Regions from separate parts of the Homo sapiens genome. Here region 2 is linked to region 1. A link is an interaction called in ENCODE POLR2A ChIA-PET data of the cell type or tissue named here. Cell type or tissue: IMR-90. All regions are shown on one strand. Each heading gives the region's core, and the rest is flanking DNA. Links, peaks and the distances in the headings are about the cores only.

Region 1 (5,000 bases), core at 1-5,000:
AGAGAAAGAGAGAGACAGGGTTATGTCCACTTTAGAGAAGCAGGACAATGCATAAACTGGAATGCCACTGCATCCTTAGTTTTTCTTGTTTTGTGTCAATCAAGCAATGTGACATGCAAAAAAGCAGTATCTGGAGCCAGATTAAAAACTCGTGAGTTGGAGGCTCAAATTCAATCTTATTAAGACACTAATAGGCAGCAAAATATTTTCATTGGTTCTGGTTTTGGAGATATACTCAGAGCTTGAAGATTTTTTCTTTTGGCCACTGTTTCCACCTTGGATTCGATATTGAAGTGCATCTGATTGCCCATATTAATTGGGTTGCAAAAAAAAAAAAACAAAAGCCAGCTATGTCAGAAAAGAATCAGCTATCAACAGCAAAATGGGATGAGGAATTTTTGAATAACCCATAATTTCATGCTAGAAATGCTGTTTCCGATAAAATGACTGAATGGATTGCATTTAGCCCTGGGAAATTGTCCTGAGCTGGACTTGCTAATTTCCATAACAACAAACATGTCCAGCACACTTCAGCATGAACCTGAGCTTCAAGCAATTCACTGGGGAACCTCACAGATAGTCCAACACCCTGATATATGCTCATCGGCCAATTCTACAGTCACTTCAATGACATGGAGCAGGAAAGCATGTGCTCATTAGCAAATCAAAGACTAAATATGAAGGGACTTCACCCCCACTCCTCCCAGGCCTGGGATGTGGATTCGTGACCACATGACCAAGCCTCGAAGGCCAGAATTCCTGACACGTTCATATGTCTTCAAAATTGGAGACCAATAAACAGTAAGGGTTGCTAAAGGCCAGAATATTATTTCCATGTGGATAGAAGTGCCTGGGAGGGTGAGTGGATTTGCTGCAAAGTTTAAGTAATGTAGAAAGCAATGCAGAACACTCAAACTGCCATGGAAGTGCTTCATGGTCCATCCTCTTGATTTTTTTCTATTCAAACTTTAGCAAAGTGAATTAGAAAACCTGCAATGCAGATAACATTTGGAGGTGTTTTCTCTCTTGCACTTACAGCTTTTGTCAAAGTTTCCTCCTTCTACTGGTCAGAATTAGTGACCAAACTGGACATAGATCCCTGTAGAGGTCTTAGTTTCTCAAAGAGTGGGAGAAGACCATCTGCTCCAGGGAAGCTAAATGAAATGAAGATTCCAGGGCCTATCCAGAACCAACGAATCAGAAGCCCTAAAACTAGGGATGCGAGATGTGCATCTTATCAAACCACTGGCCCACGAGCTCCTAAAACAACCTTAGGAGAGCCAGATTTCTCTTACCAGAACATTCTTTGTGATTTCAAGTCAGGGGTCTGTCTCATGCCTCCTTCTTGGTCTGGGGTAGGAAGAAGAATTGTTTGTTGGGGGACATCTCATAACTAAAATCTTGCAAACCCAGGGCAAAGTTGGAGCCTGGCCTCATTTGCATGCAGGGGATGGCATCAGACCTAGCTTGCTATCTTAATGAGAAGTCAGTGTCCCTTTCTTCCTCTTACCCCACCCTTTCCTGGGCCCTTTCGAAGGGTTGCCAGGACACCAGGACTGGTATGAGATGACTGCTCAGTTGTGGTTGGTGGCCAGGATTCTCGATTGCAAGCATTCTCAAATCTAAGGATACTTCTGGAATTGCTGGCATACATTTATGTTTATTATTGCATTCATTTTTCCAAAATGTCATCAAATGGTCTTTGGACAATTAAGTCGACTGGGAAAAATGATTGGTAAGTATAAAAATATCCTCTATTTCTCTACTGGACAGGCTTTTTGTCTTAAAAAACCCACCCACCCAATCAAACTAGGAATTGCTGGCATACATTTATGTTTATTATTGCATTTATTTTTCCAAAATGTCATCAAATGGTCTTTGGACAATTAAGTCGACTGGGAAAAATGATTGGTAAGTATAAAAATATCCTCTATTTCTCTACTGGACAGGCTTTTTGTCTTAAAAAACCCACCCACCCAATCAAACTAGGACTTGAGAATTTTAATTTCAAGCTTTCCTGTGTGGATGGGCTGACATGCTGACATTGCTTTTTTGGTTCCTGCCTCAATGGCCATATGACAGCCTTCAAATGTTGCTAATAATAACTGTCAGATATTTGAAATGCTTCTTTTGTTTTTTAAGTATTAGTTTTAACAGACTGCACTGAAGTTGGAGGGCTGAAGACAGGTCAGTCTCAGGCCACCCCACTCCCTCTGTCCTCCCTGACACCAGCCTCTGGAACCATTGAGAAAAGATGTTCAACTACCCTCAACGTCTTTATTCTGTACAAGGGCCGAGGAGGCAGGAAGGATATTTTGTGGGCTGTCCCTGGGTTTTACATTTTTTTTTTTCTTCTCTGTGACCATGATGGCAAAGAAACCTTCAGTTAATTCTCGGTACATGACTCACGCCACATGGCCTTTTAAAAAAAGAAATTCCACATCCAGGCAAAAACCACATTTTAACTAAAGATTAAAACCACTTTTTTTTTTTCAAATGAAATACAGAGTTAGGGGAAGAAATTGGTCTAATATTAGCAGCCTTGGTTGGATAATCTGAGCATTTGTCTCTGATTTAAATACAAATTTGGGCCATGCAAATCCCCTTAAGATTCACCTTGTCTTATAAAGTTACTGAAATAATGTTCTAGTCATTCAAAAGAAAATAATACTAATATTTTTGAAATAGTTGAAAGATCTAAACCATAAAGGTATTGGAAGAAAATAAAAAGTCATATTGTATTAACTTGGAGAAGCTATTCCTAAGCAAAATCTAAATTCTAAATTCTAAAGAAAAGTATTGATAGCTTTGACTAAGTACAAATTTAAAACTTCTAGAGGCAAAAAGCACAGTAAATTTTTAAGACAAATGTCAAGTGAAGAGGAGGATTATTTGCAACTTGTGACACATGAGCTAATATTCTTATACAAAAAGAGAGCTTGAAAATCAATCAGGAAGGGACGAATACCTCAACAGGAAAATGACCAAGTTCATGAACAATTCACAAGGCAGGCGAAAGGGGAGGGGAAGGAGAAGTAAAGATATGCATATCCCATGAGATTACTTTTCACCCAATAGGACTGGAAAGCATTAAAGTGACTGGCAATATCCAGAGCTGGTAAGCAAGCAGGGATGGGCACACCCTCAAACCCCAGTTAATGGGAACATAAAATAATACATTTTTCTGAATAGCAATCTGGTAATGTGCTTCAAAACTGTCAATGTGCATACCATTTGACTCTGAAATTCCACTTATCCTGAGGGGATCATCATACAACCTTGCAGAGATGTATTTGTAAGGATGTTTGTCACAGCCCTGTTTAATAGACATGCCTTAAATATACATCACTGTGGCTAGGACAGGGTGGGGTTTGCATTGTAGTACATACAGTGCATTATTATGCAGTTTAAAAAATGGTAGTAAAGTCTATTGCAATAGATACAACTTTTATGATACGTTGACCAGTAAAAAAATAACTATTTATAAAACAATATATACATACATAGTAAGAACTTGAAAGATATATAACTAAAGACTAATTAAAAGGTTATGACCAGTTATCACTGGGTGATAGAATAATTGGCAAAGCTCATTTTCTTCTTCAAAATTGTATTCACTGCCTGAACTTTTTCACATTGAGCCTGCAGAAATTTTATTTTATTTTTGTTTTCTGGTTATGAGCCTGGTATGAGATAAAGTATGAGATACCAGGCTTATAACCAGAAAACAAAAATAAAATTAAACCAGGTTGGGTTTTTTTTTTTTTCTCTTTTTCTTCAAGTGAAGATCTGTATGGATAGAGATACTTAGTCATGGAAAATTTATAAATCAAGAAGGAAATTTTGAAGTGTTTTCCTTCATCTTCGGAAACTGGGTAAAGAATCTAGACCCTTAAGATTGTATATATTCCAGCTTTGTCTGAAACTCCATTTTCTACTAGCACTGAATCCTCATTGATTTGCAAGATGGAAGTTTTATTTGGCTTCCCAGGTGGTTGGCATTATTGGTCTGTTAGGTCGCTTAAGGGAAACCTGACTGACTGCTCAGTAGCCGTGGAGCAACAGGCCCTGCTGCGTCATGCAGTGGCACCTCCCTAGCATTGCATGGGCACAGGTTCTGCAACAAGGACCTGAATGATGAGCTATGGGTTTCAGAATTTGCTTGCCTCCCTGCCACCTGTTTTATGATTCAGTCTTAGTTTTGTGACCCAAGGACATATGTGCAGAAATAAAACAATGATTGCAAGCTGAAAGTAAAACACTAGTCTTAAAAATTCTCAATTGTAAGGCATTTCTTTCTTTCTTTCTTTTTTTTTTTCAGATGGAGCCTCACTTTGTCACCCAGACTAGAGTGCAGTGATGCAATCTCAGCTCACTGCAACCTCTGCCTCCTAGGTTCAAGCAATTCTCCTGCCACAGACTACCGAATAGCTGGGATTATAGGCGCCCCCCACCGCACCTGGCTAATTTTTGTATTTTTAGTAGAGACAGGGTTTCACCATGTTAGCCAGGCTGGCCTCGAACTCCTGACTTCAAGTGATCCGCCTGCCGAGGCCTCCCAAAGTGCTGGGATTACAAGCATGAGCTACTGCGCCCAGCCTAATTGTAAGACGTTTCTTATGTATTTCTTCTTGTTCATTTTTTGGTTTGTTTTTGTTAGATTCAGTCCAAGATGATAGTCCAAAAAATGATTTTTCTCTACATATCTCTGGGGTCCTCTTTGGCTTTCTAGGTACTGGAACTAAGTAACAAAGGGGGAACTGATTCTTCATCAATGCCAAGTTAACTCTGGGGAAAAATAATCCATTAGAGGTTCGTGTCGAGGTCAAAGACTTGGCCGAATTTTGTTAGAAAAAGTCTCACCTAACATACCATTTACTTTGTAAAAGCTGCTTCTCCTACTTTTGAAAATGTATTTACCAAAATCTTCAAAGAGTAATATTTTGTGATAGCATTTTCCAAATCACAGGTGAAATGTTTATTGAAAAATATCCTGTTAC
Region 2 (16,716 bases), core at 5,118-10,117, 340 kb before region 1:
ACATTTATGATAACTTGCTCCATTCATTTTATATTAAAAACAAATTTATATTCTGACAGCATACTTTTCATATATTTTTTCTCTTATTAACTGTTTTTTGTTTGTTTGATTTTTGAGATCTTTTTAAATGTATGGTCACCATAAAACAATGAGTTTAAACCTTTATGCATTAAGAAAATTGATATTTTTCATGAAAAATGATAGTGTTGCATCGAATTATGAATCTAGTTTACTTCTAAGCGAAGACTAGATAAGTATTTGAGAACATTCAATGGACAGCAGTTCAGTCTTAAAAACCATTAAGTTTTTTCAAAGATCTGAGACTGATTCACAGCTTCTTTTACTAATGGTGTGTGTGTGTGTGTGTGTGTGTGTGTGTGTGTGTGCACTTGCATGCGCGCAGCGTTTTACACCAAGGAGGTAAGGGTGCAAAGAAAAAACTCTGGCCCAGGAATCATGGTTTTTCCTTTGGGGTTCCTCCTCTGCCATGAACTACCTGGGAGTGAGTTGAACTAGCTGAAATCTAAGGTACGGAATATCCTGGATTTATAATTCTATGATAACTCATTTTTATTTTCTTTTTTTAAGTAACTGAAATATGCAGTATTATAGCATATAAATTATTTCCGTCTTTGTTGAACTCATGATTCTAAGAAAATAAGTTTTATAATGACTATTAGAGTACTTCATTTCAGTCTGAGGATTGACTAAAACCTTATATATCATAAAATTAGTACAGAAAATGCTCTGAAAGTGCTAGGTAACACCCACAATTTCAAAATCTTTTGAAAGGTCAATTGAGCTATCATTTGGCATTTTTATTACAAGTTTTTTATTTGGAGGGGGCATGTGCTTCAGATATTTTCAGTTTAAACTGCACCTAGTTTATTTTTTCATCAATTGAACTGTCAAATCTGTTAAAATAACAGAAAGGAAAAAAAATTCTTGTTCTCCTTTTGTAAGAGAATATTTGAGGTTATGAAAAACCTTGTTTTTTTTCCTCAGAATATTTGAGATTTTTCTGCTCTGCCGTGAAGCACTATGGAACAAAACCAGGCTAAGATAATTCCATCAAGCACTTAGCCACACCCACAGTGCCTAGAATGTACGTAGTAAGCATGCTTAACAGTGGTGCTTGTTGCTGCGGTATTCCTTATGTCATGAGACAAGGGATTTTTTTGTATTTCAAATAGTTTTTGTCTAATATACTGTTACTGTATAAAATTCAGAAATAAAACCATTTTGAAGAAAGCCTTATCCTATATCACTAGATGCCACTAGAGAGTTATATGGGTCTCTGGATTCTACTATAGAAGACACTTTGGTTCCGTTATTTCTGGCAATATGTATATGTTTGTGGTGCTAAAATGGAAAATTTTGAAAAGTCCATTTCACAAATAGCTTCCTTTTTTTGGTGTACTATGGTTTTCACAGCTTTATTGAGGTATAATTTACATACCATAACATTTACCTATTTTAAGTATTCAATGATTTTTAATAAATATATGGAGTTGTGCAGCCATCACCACAATCCAGTTTTAGAACACATTTCTGTCACCCCAAAAAAGATCCCTGCTGCCTGATTGCAGTCATTTTTTTCCTCCCATCTCTATCCCTAGACAATCCGGATCTGTTTTTTGTCTCTAAAGTTTTGCCTTTTGTCTATGTTTCATATAAATAGAAGCATGTAATGTTTGGTCTTTTGTGACTAGATTTTTTCAGATTTAGCATGATTAAGGTTCATCCATGTTGTAGCATTTATCAGCTGTTCATTCCTTTTGTTACTAAATTATATTCCATCATTATGCGTTTTTACATTTATTGCTAAATCTTTGTATTATATCAGAATTTTTAAATTAGTGAATGGAATTATAGATTATAGTTTTATTCAATAGAAGTTTCTGTGGTGATGGAAATGTTCTGTGTTAAACTGTCGAATACAGTAGCTACTAGACTTTAAGAAGCCAGAGGGATGTGTGGGTGGTTGACCTTGTCTAACTGGGCCCTTCTCAAACTCTCCTACTCATGCCTTCACCCCATAGGGCAGGACCTCAACTGGCCTAGCAACCAGGTTGCCTCAGGTCTTTGGCCATGCAAATATTATCCTTCTTTGTGTGTGTGTGAAGTGAAAAGGGATGACAAACACTGACTAGGGGTCCCTCCTCTACATTCCCATTCTGCTGTAGGTACTAATTGGATGGGATTGTCATTGCCTGCTTGTTGTACTGTTCTTCAATCAGATTAGGAACTTCTTGAAGCAGTTCTGTCTTATTTTATTACTATTTTTATCATAGTGTCGCACACAGTGTCATTCACATGGGCAGCTAGTAAATACTTGTAGAGTCAACAATTGAATTATTTTTGTTTCTGATTATTGTTATCATTATGGTTCAACATAGCACTAAGAAGAGGAATTTTTCTTTAATGTTCATGTTAATCTGATAACTTGGTCTTACAGATAAAAACTAGCTCTCTTCCACCACCACCACCACACACATCTTTTACGTAAAGACTTTTATTCTTAATTTTTGGCAGAACAAAATTATTTTGTGAAAGCCTCAGGACTTATTCTATTAATAAAATAAACATCACCATTAACTGTGTTTGACCAAGGCTATGCTTAATATCTAGAATTTAAAAAGAGAAAGGGAAGCCTCCGTATACTTCAGTCCTCAGCTCTGGCAGCTGCCCATCGGACAAAGGAACAGGACGATGATGCTGGCGTCGGTGCTGGGGAGCGGCCCCCGGGTGGGCCTCTGCTCTGGCCCCTCCTGGGGCCCGCACTCTCGCTCTGGGCCCGCTCCTCTTCCGCCACTGCCATGGACCACGAGAAGATGGTGCAGGAACACTCCAGGGCTGCCATCTCTTTCTTCAATCAGTCAGCTATGAACCTGACAGCTGAGAAGCCATCTGTCATCTCACGCTGTCCAGGACCCTCTATCCTAGCTGCTGAGTCTTTTCCACTCTTCTCCACTTTAAACTCTTTGTGGACAGAACCTTCTCTTTTTGTTGTTTTCATACCCAGTGCTTAGTACAGTGCCTTATACATTAATGTTTGTTGGATGATCTGGTAGAAATGACAGAATATGGAATAAATGTGTCCTGATTCTGGTAGAAATGACAGAATATGGAAAAAAACCGTATCTTGATTCAGGTAGACATGACAGAATATGGAATAAATGTGTCTTGATTCAAAATGGTTGTATAGCTAACATTTTATTTTTACCTAGAGATGTTGTAAAGTGTTACATAAAGATGTATGTGAAGCATTAACACTTCCAGCCCCATGACTTAAAAAATATATATCTATACATTTAAAATTTTCCTGAGAGTCAGAGAGATTAAGTAACTTGGTCAAGATCACTAGTAACTGTCAGAGCTTGGAATCAAACTCATATTTGAATTAGGAGAGGTTCCTTGTAACTACTCTGCCAAGGAGTCTTTCTAAGTTATAGCACTAAATTTTTGATCACAGCTGAAACTCAGTAGATTTGAAATATTCATGGCTCATTATTTGCTCTCAGAGTTTTCTTTTGGCATTTACATGATGTTTGATTATTGAAAGATAGAACTTTGGTTTTGTGATGAGTTAGGGGTAATGCTTCCATACGTAATATTACTATGTTTTTAAAACTTCCCTGTGATTTATTGGTAAAGTGTTCTGTGTTTCTTTTCCCTACCTCCCTCTCTTTTGTCCTCTCCTTTTTTCCTTCTCTCTCCTCCTGCTTTTCTCTTCTACCCTCTCCCTTGGCATTCTCATCTAGCTAACATATATGTCTGTGTTATGTGAATAGATATAGTTTTTTAAAAAAGAAAAAAAGGCTATCTTTTTAAATATCAGAAGCATGCTACAAATCAAATGTTAGAAGCAAAAGAAATGTAAAAGATAATTTGATGTATACCTTATGAGGAAATAAGGATTCGTGAAGTTATCATGTTTTTTTCTAAAGCATTTTAATCTAAAATTCATTGGGTATGGTGCATTGGCCATGAAACCTGAGGAATGGGGATGGGAATATAAAACATTTAAGTGTCCTGTCCGTATTGTGAAGAAGCTCATAGTCTAGTAAATAGAGGAAATCACAATTTAAAAAAGTAATTAGCAGTAATATAACATTTTATATGCAATTTGTGATTTTTAAATAAATTAGACCTACTATAGGAATCTGGAATATGAACAAAATTATGTAGGTCAAGTTACTCAGAGAAAGTTATATAGCTGAAGTCGAATCTGTAGTTCTTAAAGTGTGGTTGGAATTTGAATACTGATGAACACAAATGATGATATAGCATCATTTTGTTTTTCTGTGGCTAGAGTCTGTTTTCTAGGCATCTAAGAGGTATTTAATTGCTGGGTTTACTAGTTCTATAGTTTTTCCCGTGATTATAGCAGAAATCTTTGAGGGTGTGCTTTTTTTCCCTTTTGAAGTGCAATCTGTTTTAACCACTAAAACATTTAAAGAAGTATGTAAGATGATATAATCTGACACTGTAGCTTTCTCTATGACATACAAAGGTCATTTTTGGTCTCTTCCTGCATATCTTACCAGCCTAATCTCTCGTCACTTCTCTCGCATACTATTTGCCAGTTTCTCTGAAGTTTCCTGTTCTCTCTGCCTCCAGGGCTATAAGTGTATTACCTTCTACCTGGATCACTGCCTGTTTACAGATTGTCTCCTCCTCACCTCTTCAGGCTCAGAATAGGTGGTCATTGTATTCTAGGAAGCCTTTTCTCACCTTACAAAAACTGAATTAGATGCCCCTCCTGAACATTCCCAAAGCATCCTGACCTCACCTTATCCTGCTGTATTTTCCAGTTTACTTGTCAATGGATATTAAGCAAGCTTCTTGAGGTCAGGAATCTTAAATCTTTGCTGTTATTACTGTCCACTGCTGTATCCTCAGTGCCTACATATGTATATATATTTTATATGTAATATATAAATATATAATACAAATATGTGTGTGTGTGTGTATATATATATAAAATATATTTATATAATTATTATTATTTTTTAGACAGAGTTTTTGCTCTTGTTGCCCAGGCTGGAGTGAAATGGCATGATCTTGACTCACTGCAACCCCCTTCTCCCAGGTTCAAGTGATTCTTCTGCCTCAACCTCCCGAGTAGCTGGGACCACAGGTGCCTGCCACCTCTCCTGGCTAATTTTTGTATTTTTAGTAGGGACGGGGTTTCACAATGTTGGCCAGGCTGGTCTTGAACCCCTGGCCTCAGGTGATCCACCCACCTCGGCCTCCCAAAGTGATGGGATTACAGGTGTGAGCCTACACGCCTGGCCACCCCAATACATTTTTAATAAATGTTTGTTGACTAGGGACATCTCTTTGGAGTTAGACAAAGGACCTTTTAGGTGGTAAATAAATATCATCTAACATATCAATTTATTTTTAAAAATAACTTATATTAGTGTCTCTGAACTATTTAACCTGAAGATATAACTATCAATTTGATCATCTTGGTACACAATGAAGTACTTTCTGTACTGTGAACGTTCAGAGCATATTTGTTAATTTAGTGTTTTAGATTTTCTTTCATATTCTCTTATGATGCTTGCCTGTTAATATTGCTATTCCAGCTATTTTTGGTGTGTGAGGAGGTGTATTTATATGTTACATATTTTTTATCCCCTTGTTTTTTATTCTGTTTTTGTGTTAGGGCTATCTCTTGTAAGCTACATTTACCTAGATTTTATTTTCATATCCATTTTGATAATCTCTACTTTTAATGGGTGATTTTAATCCATTTATATTTATTGTGATTACGGATACATGGGGACTTATTTCTACCATTTTTTGTGCATTTTTGTTTTTATCCTTTGCCTTTTCTTTCCATGTGCCTGCCCTCAGTTAGATAATCAACTTCTTATTTTTCCTCTGTTTTTCTAATGCTGTAGATTATATTTCTGTTTTTAAATTTTAAATTAAATTTTGCCAATAAAGTTTAGTATTATTCAGTATTTTTCTCCTATTATAAGTTGATGCAAAAGTAATTGGGGTTTTTGAAAGTAAGGTGGTAAAAATAAAATTACTTTTGCACCAGCTGAATATATCAAAGTTGTTAGCATGCCTTACCATCTAAACATTTCCTTACCTATCTTATTATTTTTTAGAGTTTGAGTTTTACACTTTTTAAACCCTCAAACATTACTTTAAAAATACTAGTAGTTAACATTTTAGTAATTTTCACAATAACTTGTTTCTTATAGCCCATGGGTTCCATCTGCTTCCACTTTTCTTCTTGATGAACTGCATCTTGTAAGAGCTTTTTAAAGAGATCTTTAATAGGTGGTAAAATTTCCTAGCCTTTATATATCTAAAGAATACTTCTCTTTCATTCTCAAATGATGGTTTGGCAGCATACAAAATTCTAGACAGTTATTTTTCCTCAGTTTTTTGAAGATATTACTTCATTGTTTTCTGACCTCTGTTGCAGCTGCTGAGAAGTGTACTCTCAGTCTTTCCATTGAGGTAATCTGTTTTTTTTCCCCTTTGATAGATTTTTAAAAGATTATGTTTTTATCGTTGATAGAATGCGGTTTCTTTACATTGTATCTAATATGGATTCATGTTTATATAGTCTAATACTCTTTTTTCTGTTTAAGTTTTTATCAAGGTATAACTTGCATAAACTTTAGGCTCAATTAAATTTTGTATACATGTATACCCATGTTACCACCACCTAGATCAAGATTTAGAACATTCTTAGCAAGCTACACAGATCCGTATGCCCCCTGCTAGTCAGTACACCTATCCTAAATTCATTCAAAACTCTTTGATGATGAGAGTATACATCTCCAGTTCTGGGAAATTCTCAGCCACTAATTCTTCAGGTATTGCTTCTCCACCAGTGCCTCCAGTGTCTTCCCTCAGAACTCCATTAGCAAACATTGCAGCCTCAGTCTTTGTCACTTAACTGCTCTTTTCTGTTTTTTCGTTTTGTTTTGTTTTTTGTTTTTAATGTTTGTATCTTTTTGTCTGCCTGTATGAAATTCTGCGTAGTTCATTAGTGCTACCTTTCAATTTACTAATTCATACCTTCACTATTCCCTGTCTAGAATATATTCTGTTGTTTCTTTTTATTTCAATTACTTAATTTTTCATTTTTAAGATTTCTAATTCGTTTTTTTATTTCTACCTGATACCATTTTTTTTTAATTTCTTGTTCTTGTGATGGCTCTTTTACTTTCATTTATGTTTTTGGATGTCCTCAAGTACTTATTTTACAATCTTTGACAGATTGCACTAAATAAATTGCTTCTGAAAAGAATTTTTGTTACAATTACTGATTTTGTGGCTTGCTTTCTTAGCTTTTGATTTCTTCGTGTGTCTCAGAACTTTCTTGTGCAATTTACTTTTAAGTGGAAAGTTTATGTTTTAATGTCTTCCCTCCTACGCAGTCCCCCCTCGATCCTTGCCACCATCCAAGGAATTTTGCAATTGATATTGGGGATATTGGCAGATACAGCCCCGGAGCCAGAGGGTGGCTTGACTTTGTTCCTGGTACTGAGGCAGTATTCTGGTCCCCACCTTCCTAGACCCATGGTTGCTGATTAAAATCATAGTCTCAGTCAACAGGTTTTGATTGTGCATTTTATCAGCCTCACATTATGAGTAGAAGAACCCTGACTTAGCCCTAGCTCCAAATAGTGAATCTGATTTGAGTCCCCTATATCCAACAGACTACTTTTAGTTCCCTTTAATCCCCAAAGGAAACTGTTGTACCTCTTTTCCCCTGTTTGCTCCAAACCTGCTCCTAAATCCAGAAGCTAGTAAGCCTGGAACTTCAGGTCTTCCTCCATATTTTTGAGTTTCCAGATATTTTCTGTTGCAGAGAAATGATCTGTATTTGACTTCAGTTGTGTCTTTGATTTTCTCTTTTTATGCTTTATATGCTTTATTCATTTATACTGTGTGCTGCCAACAGGTTTTTTGAACTTGCCCTAAGATGTGAACCCAGAAGTACTGTTAATTGTAAAACTTTTCTTCAGGGAATATAGTCAAAATGTTTGAAAAAGTAAGGGGGATATGGAGTCTGGAATTGATTTGTTCAGAGGTGGATACACATTTGTTGCTGATGTCTTTAAGGTTGATTTCATTTTTACATGCTCAGTAATCTTTGTAATAGCTTTTTTATTATCACAAGTATAATTTATGTCCATTATAGAGCTTTTGGAAATTACAGCAAAGCATACACATACACACACACACACAAACACCCACACATAATGAGAATTACTTGTATTTCCACAACCCAGAAATAGCTACGGAATATTTTGGTATTTATTTATGTTTTATTCATACGTACATATATACATAGTAATATTTATATTTTAAAAAACAAAACAAACCCAGTCTTGTTTTGTAGGTGAAGCGGTGAGTGCTGGAGATGCATTATGTGAAATTGAGACTGACAAAGCTGTGGTTACCTTAGATGCAAGTGATGATGGAATCTTGGCCAAAATCGTGGTAAGTTTTTATTTTAATTTTCTTCAACAGGATGAAGATTTCTTGAGTGGAAAGTTCATTGTAGTAAAATTACCTTTTATTTTTGCCTCCTTATTTTTAATGTGTATTGTCTACTACATAATACATTTTTAGTTCAAGTGTTTAAAATGTTTTAGAGTTAAGGTCTAATAGCCTATTTTTCTGTATTTTCTAAATTTTCTGTAATGTGCGTTATTTTTATAATGGAATATTAGAGCTTATGTGAAAAGTAAGTGAAATAAAATGCGTAGAGCTACATATGGTAGAAACATGACTATTTAGCATTGTGTGGTATATTCCCTGATTGAGCCAACCAGCGTGTTTGTTTCTTAACTTCCAGAACCTTTACTAGGTAGTATGGTGGAGCATCTAAGACTGTGGACTCTGGAATCACCCCGCTGACTGATTCATGTTATATCTAAAAAGTTCTGCCAGTTATTAGTTACGTAATGATAAGCAAATTCTTCATCCCCTGTGCCTTTTTCTTCATGTTAAAGTAGAGATGATAATAATACCTACTTCATAGGACAGTAGGGAAGATTGAGAGAGTACATATATGCTCATCTCAAGACCTGTTACCCAATTGCTCAATAAATGTTACTTTTCCCATTATTAGAACTGTTTCCTCAGCTCTTGGTGACCATTAGTCCCCAAGTCAGTCTGTATGTTTGCCTAATAATTTGTATTGGTTGGTTGCAACTGGATAATAAGTATCCATTTGTGCCTCTGGAGTTCAATTTGTACAGATGAGCTGCATGTCTATTAGCAGTCCCTTGTGGATGTGTTTTTATTTCTGAGCCACCAGCTTACCTCTGCTTTGAGCATAGATGTAACACCTTCCTTTGTATATTCTATTCAAAGACTACACTTCAGAATGCTATACTCTAACTAGGTGCAAATCTAGAGACAATTTTTTATTTGTTTTTCTTTCTAGAAAATCCTCTTTTCCTTTTTTTTTTTTTTTTAGCCACTTATGTTGTATTTTTAACTTCGAATATGTCAAACTCCTTTACTTGTCATCTCTCATATTAGATACTAGATATAACATTCCAGGTTGAAACATGTTGATAATACAGTTAACTTCCTTGTAGGAATATGAATCAAAGCCTAAAATTTCTGTACATTTGTAACTAGGAAAATATAAATATTCATACCAAAAATAGTTTTCTTGACTAATTTATGCAGCATATTGAAACAGATTGCTTGAATTACCATGTAATAAACCCAGCTACATTTTATTATGTGTGCTTTTGGCAAACTGTGTTCTTGGCCCCAATTCTGGATTGTTTGGCTGTGGAAATCTTCCAGAATTGATAGCATTTTTCCACTTAGCTGCTTAGTAATACATTTCAAATTGCTAACCATGTCAGTGGGTCAGCAGTGCCAATTCATCTGGCCCCTATGCTCTGAAAAAGGTTGGGAGTGGGAGTGCATATAGTTGATAGTGGCTTTGGTGGCACAGCTATTTTCTTGCCAAAGAAAAGACTGTATATTTTAGGCCTTTGTGGCTTTATTATTATTCCACATGCTTTTTGGATAATATTTGGGAGTCTCTTCACAACAAGATGTTGCAATTTTATCAGGGACAAACTAGTAAATCTTTTTTTCTTCTGTTTTTTGTTTTTGTTTTTGTTTTTGTTTGAGATGGAGTTTTGCTCTTGTTGCCCAGGCTGGACACGATCTTGGCTCATCACAACCTCCGCCTCCTGGGTTGAAATGATTTTCCTGCCTCAGCCTCCCAAGTAGCTGAGATTACAGGCATGTGCCACCACACTCAGCTAATTTTGTATTTTTAGTAGAGACGGGTTTCTCCAATTTGGTCAGGCTGGTTTTGAACTCCTGACTCAAGTAATCTGCCCACCTTGGCCTCCCAAAGTGCTAGGATTATAGGCGTGAACCACCATGCCCTGTCAAAACTAGTAAATTTTGATACAAAAATACTTCAGTTATTATACATTTAAAGATCAGTTCATCAGCTTATTCTTAAAGTTAGTATTTAGCAAATTGAACAGCAGCTGTTTTAAATGATAAATTAATAAAGTAGAATCTTAGGATGACATATTTGGAGGGTTTATTAGAGGTTCTCTAATTTGGCTTCCAGTGTATTTGGGGTTGCTATATAATTTGGCACACCAATTAGGATATTTGTGAGGATGAAAAGGGTATAAGATGTCAAAATTATTTACATTTATGTAATGTTTGCAATGTATTTATTGACTAGCAATATATTTATTGATAGATTTTTATTGATAGACCATTATTCAAAACAATTTTCAAAAGTAGAATTTTTTCTAAAAAATAGCATCCATGGATATTAAAACAAATTTTTTTTAAAAAAATGGTTTTTTAATTGATCATCTGAATACTAAAAATAGCAGAATAATTATTCTCGGTACTATTCACCTTCTTCAGTTGGTTTCTTCACTTTATCTCACTCAAATACTGTCATTGGTATTTTTCTAAAGAATACATTTTTAAATATTACTGTATTCGTTAGATACCCCTTCCCCACCCTTATTTTTTCATTAAGTTGCCCACAATCCCATTCAAAGTTGCCTTTTAATGGTTTGAAAGTTTATGGTTGAAATTTGAAGTTGTAGAGGCTTCAAATGATTCTTCTGTCTAGACCGTGATATTTTTAATTGAGAAAATAGCCTCTCAGAGCTCAGAGCAGTTCTATTAAATGGAAGATATTCTCAACTCTAATTTTTTCTTTTTTTAATGTTTGTTTATTTATTTATTTATTTTATTATTATTATTATTATTATACTTTAAGTTTTATGGTACATGTGCACAATGTGCAGGTTAGTTACATATGTATACATGTGCCATGCTGGTGTGCTGCACCCATTAACTCGTCATTTAGCATTAGGTATATCTCCTAATGCTATCCCTCCCCCTTCCCCCCACCCCACAACAGTCCCCAGAGTGTGATGTTCCCTTTCCTGTGTCCATGTGTTCTCATTGTTCAATTCCCATCTACGAGTGAGAACATTCGGTGTTTGGTTTTTTGTCCTTGTGATAGTTTACTGAGAATGATGATTTCCAGTTTCATCCATGTCCCTACAAAGGACATGAACTCATCATTTTTTATGGCTGCATAGTATTCCATGGTGTATATGTGCCACATTTTCTTAATCCAGTCTATCATTGTTGGACATTTGGGTTGGTTCCAAGTCTTTGCTATTGTGAATAGTGCCGCAGTAAACATACATGTGCATGTGTCTTTATAGCAGCATGATTTATAGTCCTTTGGGTATATACCCAGTAATGGGATGGCTGGGTCAAATGGTATTTCTAGTTCTAGATCCCTGAGGAATCGCCACACTGACTTCCACAATGGTTGAACTAGTTTACAGTCCCACCAGCAGTGTAAAAGTATTCCTATTTCTCCACATCCTCTCCAGCACCTTTTGTTTCCTGACTTTTTTTTTTTTTTTTTTTTTTTTTGAGACGCAGTCTTGCTCTTTGGCCCAGGTGGGAGTGCAGTGGCGCAATCTCGGCTCACTGCAAGCTCCGCCTCCCGGGTTCACGCCATTCTCCTGCCTCAGCCTCCCGAGTAGCTGGGACTACAGGCGCCCGCCATCACGCCCGGCTAATTTTTCTGTATTTTTTTAGTAGAGACGGGGTTTCACCGTGTTAGCCAGGATGGTCTCGATCTCCTGACCTCATGATCCACCCGCCTCGGCCTCCCAAAGTGCTGGGATTACAAGCGTGAGCCACCGCGCCCGGCCTGTTTCCTGACTTTTTAATGATCGCCATTCTAACTGGTGTGAGATGGTATCTCATTGTGGTTTTGATTTGCATTTCTCTGATGGCCAGTGATGATGAGCATTTTTTCATGTGTCTTTTGGCTGCATAAATGTCTTCTTTTGAGAAGTGTCTGTTCATACCCTTTGCCCACTTTTTGATGGGGTTGTTTGTTTTTTTCTTGTAAATTTGTTTGAGTTCATTGTAGATTCTGGATATTAGCCCTTTGTCAGATGAGTACGTTGCGGAAATTTTCTCCCATTTTATAGGTTGCCTGTTCACTCTGATGGTAGTTTCTTTTGCTGTGCAGAAGCTCTTTGGTTTAATTAGATCCCATTTGTCAATTTTTGGCTTTTGTTGCCATTGCTTTTGGTGTTTTAGACATGAAGTCCTTGCCCATGCCTGTGTCCTGAATGGTAATGCCTAGGTTTTCTTCTAGGGTTTTTATGGTTTTAGGTCTAACGTTTAAGTCTTTAATCCACCTTGAATTAATTTTTGTATACAGTGTAAGGAAGGGATCCAGTTTCAGCTTTCTACATATGGCTAGCCAGTTTTCCTAGCACCATTTATTAAATAGGGAATCCTTTCCCTATTGCTTGTTTTTCTCAGGTTTGTCAAAGATCAAATAGTTGTAGATATGCGGCGTTATTTCTGAGGGTCAAACTACCATCAGAGAATACTACAAACACCTCTACACAAATAAACTAGAAAATCTAGAAGAAATGGATAAATTCCTCGACACATACACTCTCCCAAGGCTAAACCAGGAAGAAGTTGAATCTGAATAGACCAATAACAGTATCTGAAATTGTAGCAATAATCAATAGCTTACCAACCAAAAAGAGTCCAGGACCAGATGGATTCACAGCCAAATTCTACCAGAGGTACAAGGAGGAACTGGTACCATTCCTTCTGAAACTATTCCAATCAATAGAAAAAGAGGGAATCCTCCCTAACTCATTTTATGAGGCCAGCATCATCCTGATACCAAAGCCGGGCAGAGACACAACAAAAAAAGAGAATTTTAGACCAGTATCCTTGGTGAACATTGATGCAAAAATCCTCAATAAAATACTGGCAAACCGAATCCAGCAGCACATCAAAAAGCTTATCCACCATGACCAAGTGGGCTTCATCCCTGGGATGCAAGGCTGGTTCAAGATACGCAAATCAATAAATGTAATCCAACATATACACAGAACCAAAGACAAAAACCACATGATTATCTCAATAGATGCCGAAAAGGCCTTTGACAAAATTCAACAACCCTTCATGCTAAAAACTCTCAATAAATTAGGTATTGATGGGATGTATCTCAAAATAATAAGAGCTATCTATGACAAACCCACAGCCAATATCATACTGAATGGGCAAAAACTGGAAGCATTCCCTTTGAAAACGGGCACAAGACAGGGATGCCCTCTCTCACCACTCCTATTCAACATAGTGTTGGAAGTTCTGGCCAGGGCAATTAGGCAGGAGAAGTAAATAAAGGGTATTCAATTAGGAAAAGAGGAAGTCAAATTGTCCCTGTTTGCAGCCGACATGATTGTATATCTAGAAAACCCCATTGTCTCAGCCCAAAATCTCCTTAAGCTAATAAGCAACTTCAGCAAAGTCTCAGGATACAAAATCAATGTACAAAAATCACAGGCATTCTTATACACCAATAACAGACAAACAGAGAGCCAAATCATGAGTGAACTCCCATTCACAATTGCTTCAAAGAGAATAAAATACTTAGGAATCCAACTTACGAGGGACGTGAAGGACCTCTTCAAGTAGAACTACAAACCACTGCTCAATGAAATAAAAGAGGATACAAACAAATGGAAAAATATTCCATGCTCGTGGGTAGGAAGAATCAATATTGTGAAAATGGCCATACTGCCCAAGGTAATTTATAGATTCAATGCCATCCCCATCAAGCTACCAATGCCTTTCTTCACAGAATTGGAAAAAACTACTTTAAAGTTCATATGGAACCAAAAAAGAGCCTGCATCGCCAAGTCAATCCTAAGCCAAAAGAACAAAGCTGGAGGCATCATGCTACGTGACTTCAAAGTATACTACAAGGCTACAGTAACCAAAACAGCATGCTACTGCTATCAACTCTAATTTTTTCATATTGAAATAGTTATGACAGATTGTGAGGAAAGATAGTTTATATTCCCCATGAATCAAAAGCTAAATTGTTACATCCACTTTATACCTTTTAAACTTGTTTTTTTAAAATACAGACACCATCTTGAGGTGCTGCATGATAATTTTGATCAGTTGGATATAATTTACAGATTTGATAAATTATTGATTTGGTAGCGATTATATTGGATACCATCTCTGATGTTAGACTACATTTAAATCCTGCCTCTGCTACATACTTGTCTTGTGATCTTGAGCAAGTTACATAACCTCTTCGTGCCTTAATTTTCTCATCTATAAATGGGAATAATGATAGTATTTACCTCAGAAGGTTGTTAGGATTAAATGAGTTAATGCTGTGCTGGAACAGTGCTTGGCACTTGAAAGCCAGACAACTGTTATTCAAGGGCTTAATGAATGTTTCTTCTTCCCCTCTGTATTTTAGCTTATCATTGGTTTGTTCTCATTTTCAGTATTTCTTATGTACTTCCTTATAAACCAAAGTTCATTGTTCATATAAGATAAACAGTATACATTGAAGAATCAAAACAGTTCAAAATTGTATAATGATTCACACCATGATGGAAAATCATAGTGATGAACCAGATAAGTCAGTCACGTGACTCAGGTCATCTCCACTCACTGCTGCACATGCTCTGTCAGTAGTCACTAGGTAGCTTTCAAACTGCTCTATTTTAAAGAATAAAAGTACTTAAATAATTACTTAATATATTGATTTTAATATCAGAATTAAAACAGACAATATTTACTTGTGCCTTTAATGGAATGAGCCCTCTCAATTTCTCTGTTGGACATACTGCTGTAAATGTTTTGCATCTCATATCCCTGTGTACACAGATGAGATTAGGTGAGCTGTTTGTAGCACATTTGCAGGTGATTGATTGGTTAAGATGTGAGAATGTCTCTGGTACAGAAGCCTCACACTAGTGACCTGGGCTTGAGGGATAGAATTCAGCCTCTGTCTGAGAATTATGAAGAAATAGTTTGTCACAGACCTTACTACCCATTATCGTATATGTTGATGTTTGCCCTTTAGTGCTGCCAGCCACATGCTAAGCCTTTAAGCATGAATTTCTAACCCATACCAAGGGGTCAGTCCCCTGTAGTCTAATCTTGATCCATGTTGAATGTATTGTTTTAAAAAATCCATAATTTGAAGGAAAACACCACAGCAATAACAACAGCAATAATAATGCCTTTAACAATGAAAATGAAAACAAGTTACTAGCTATCAGACACTATTCTAAGGGCCTTACATATAACTCATTTATTCCTCATAACAACAATGTGAAGTAGCTACTGTTATTTGCATCTTACAGCTCAGAAAACAAGCATGGTGAGATAAGGAAACTTTACTAAGGTCACATAACTAGTAAGTGGTGGAGCCAGCGTTGAAACTCAGGAAGTCTGTACACAACTGGGAGGGAAGGCTAATATTTGAAATGATAGACTCAACATTCAATATTTCAGTATCGATGAGCTCTAAGTTGATAGAGCTATGTGTAAAAACCCTGCATTTAATATTAAGAAATCATTGGCAGAAGAGTAAGAGAGGGCTTTGGTCAAGTAAGCTGAGTGCATAAGAAAACTCTGGCATTTGAGGTGTCCTTAGCTCCAGATGCTTTGGTAGGGCAGAGTGTATCCATGGAGGTACCATGAGCTACCATGGAGGTAGCTCAGAGAGGAAAGGGAACAGTAACAGAGGCCTGCTTGGTTTTTAAACAGTTTTGCAAAGAGTATTATTTACGTATTTATACTAAGTCTACACCAGTTTTGAGTATTTGCCTACTACAGTGTAAGCAAATGCTTACAGGAAATTAGCACACCTCTGAAAGATCTCTGCACCAAAGGAATAGAAAAGGTTGAAGAAATTATCTTAAATTCATATAGAGATTTTAATGACTTTAAATGGAATTATAATCAACTGTATTTTATCTTCTGTTATATATTCAAGTTGTATGGTTGTATATCACTTGTCCTTGTCCATTGTATTTGGGTTTCATGCTTCATGGTGTCACTTTTTTAAATAGAAAAAAATGTGAATAGTTAAAAATAAATTTTATTTGATATTTAGATAATGGTAAAAATTGAAATGATGATAAATGCTGTTTATTGCCTACTTGTGAAGGTGTCAATGTTACGTTGGTAGAGTATATATGGAATCATTTATATGATTTACAGTAAATGAAACAGAAGGTGAGGTACCACTTTCAGATGTAGTACAGTTGTCTGACTCAGATTTTAGAAATCTATTGATATTTTTAAAGCAAAACTTTTTTTAATGCTTTACATTTGAAT

Evidence for each region. ChIA-PET counts read pairs that join two places held together with the same protein. Peaks named below come from ENCODE experiments on the same cell type or tissue, not always from the same donor. Only the 100,000 strongest peaks of a DNase experiment are listed, where the experiment ranks them.
Region 2: POLR2A ChIA-PET joins it to region 1 with 5 read pairs; 3 of 35 experiments call an interaction of 5 or more read pairs at or near these places.

The regions. Positions count from the first base shown.
Region 1 is chr11:35,286,962-35,291,961 of GRCh38, forward strand. The region is part of intron 7 of SLC1A2 (solute carrier family 1 member 2); the gene reads right to left. Among named protein-coding and RNA genes, the nearest start is that of SLC1A2-AS1, 7.6 kb to the left of the region's middle. In IMR-90, for the core only: no CTCF peak of the experiment used is centred there; DNase peaks (open chromatin) are centred at 2,390 and 3,010; H3K27ac peaks cover 656 bases.
Region 2 is chr11:34,939,120-34,955,835 of GRCh38, forward strand. It overlaps PDHX (pyruvate dehydrogenase complex component X), which reads left to right. Exons shown (of 11, transcript NM_003477.3): 3 at 8,387-8,487. MIR1343 (microRNA 1343) reads left to right here and starts at 2,718; the gene lies at 2,718-2,801. In IMR-90, for the core only: no CTCF peak of the experiment used is centred there; no DNase peak of the experiment used is centred there.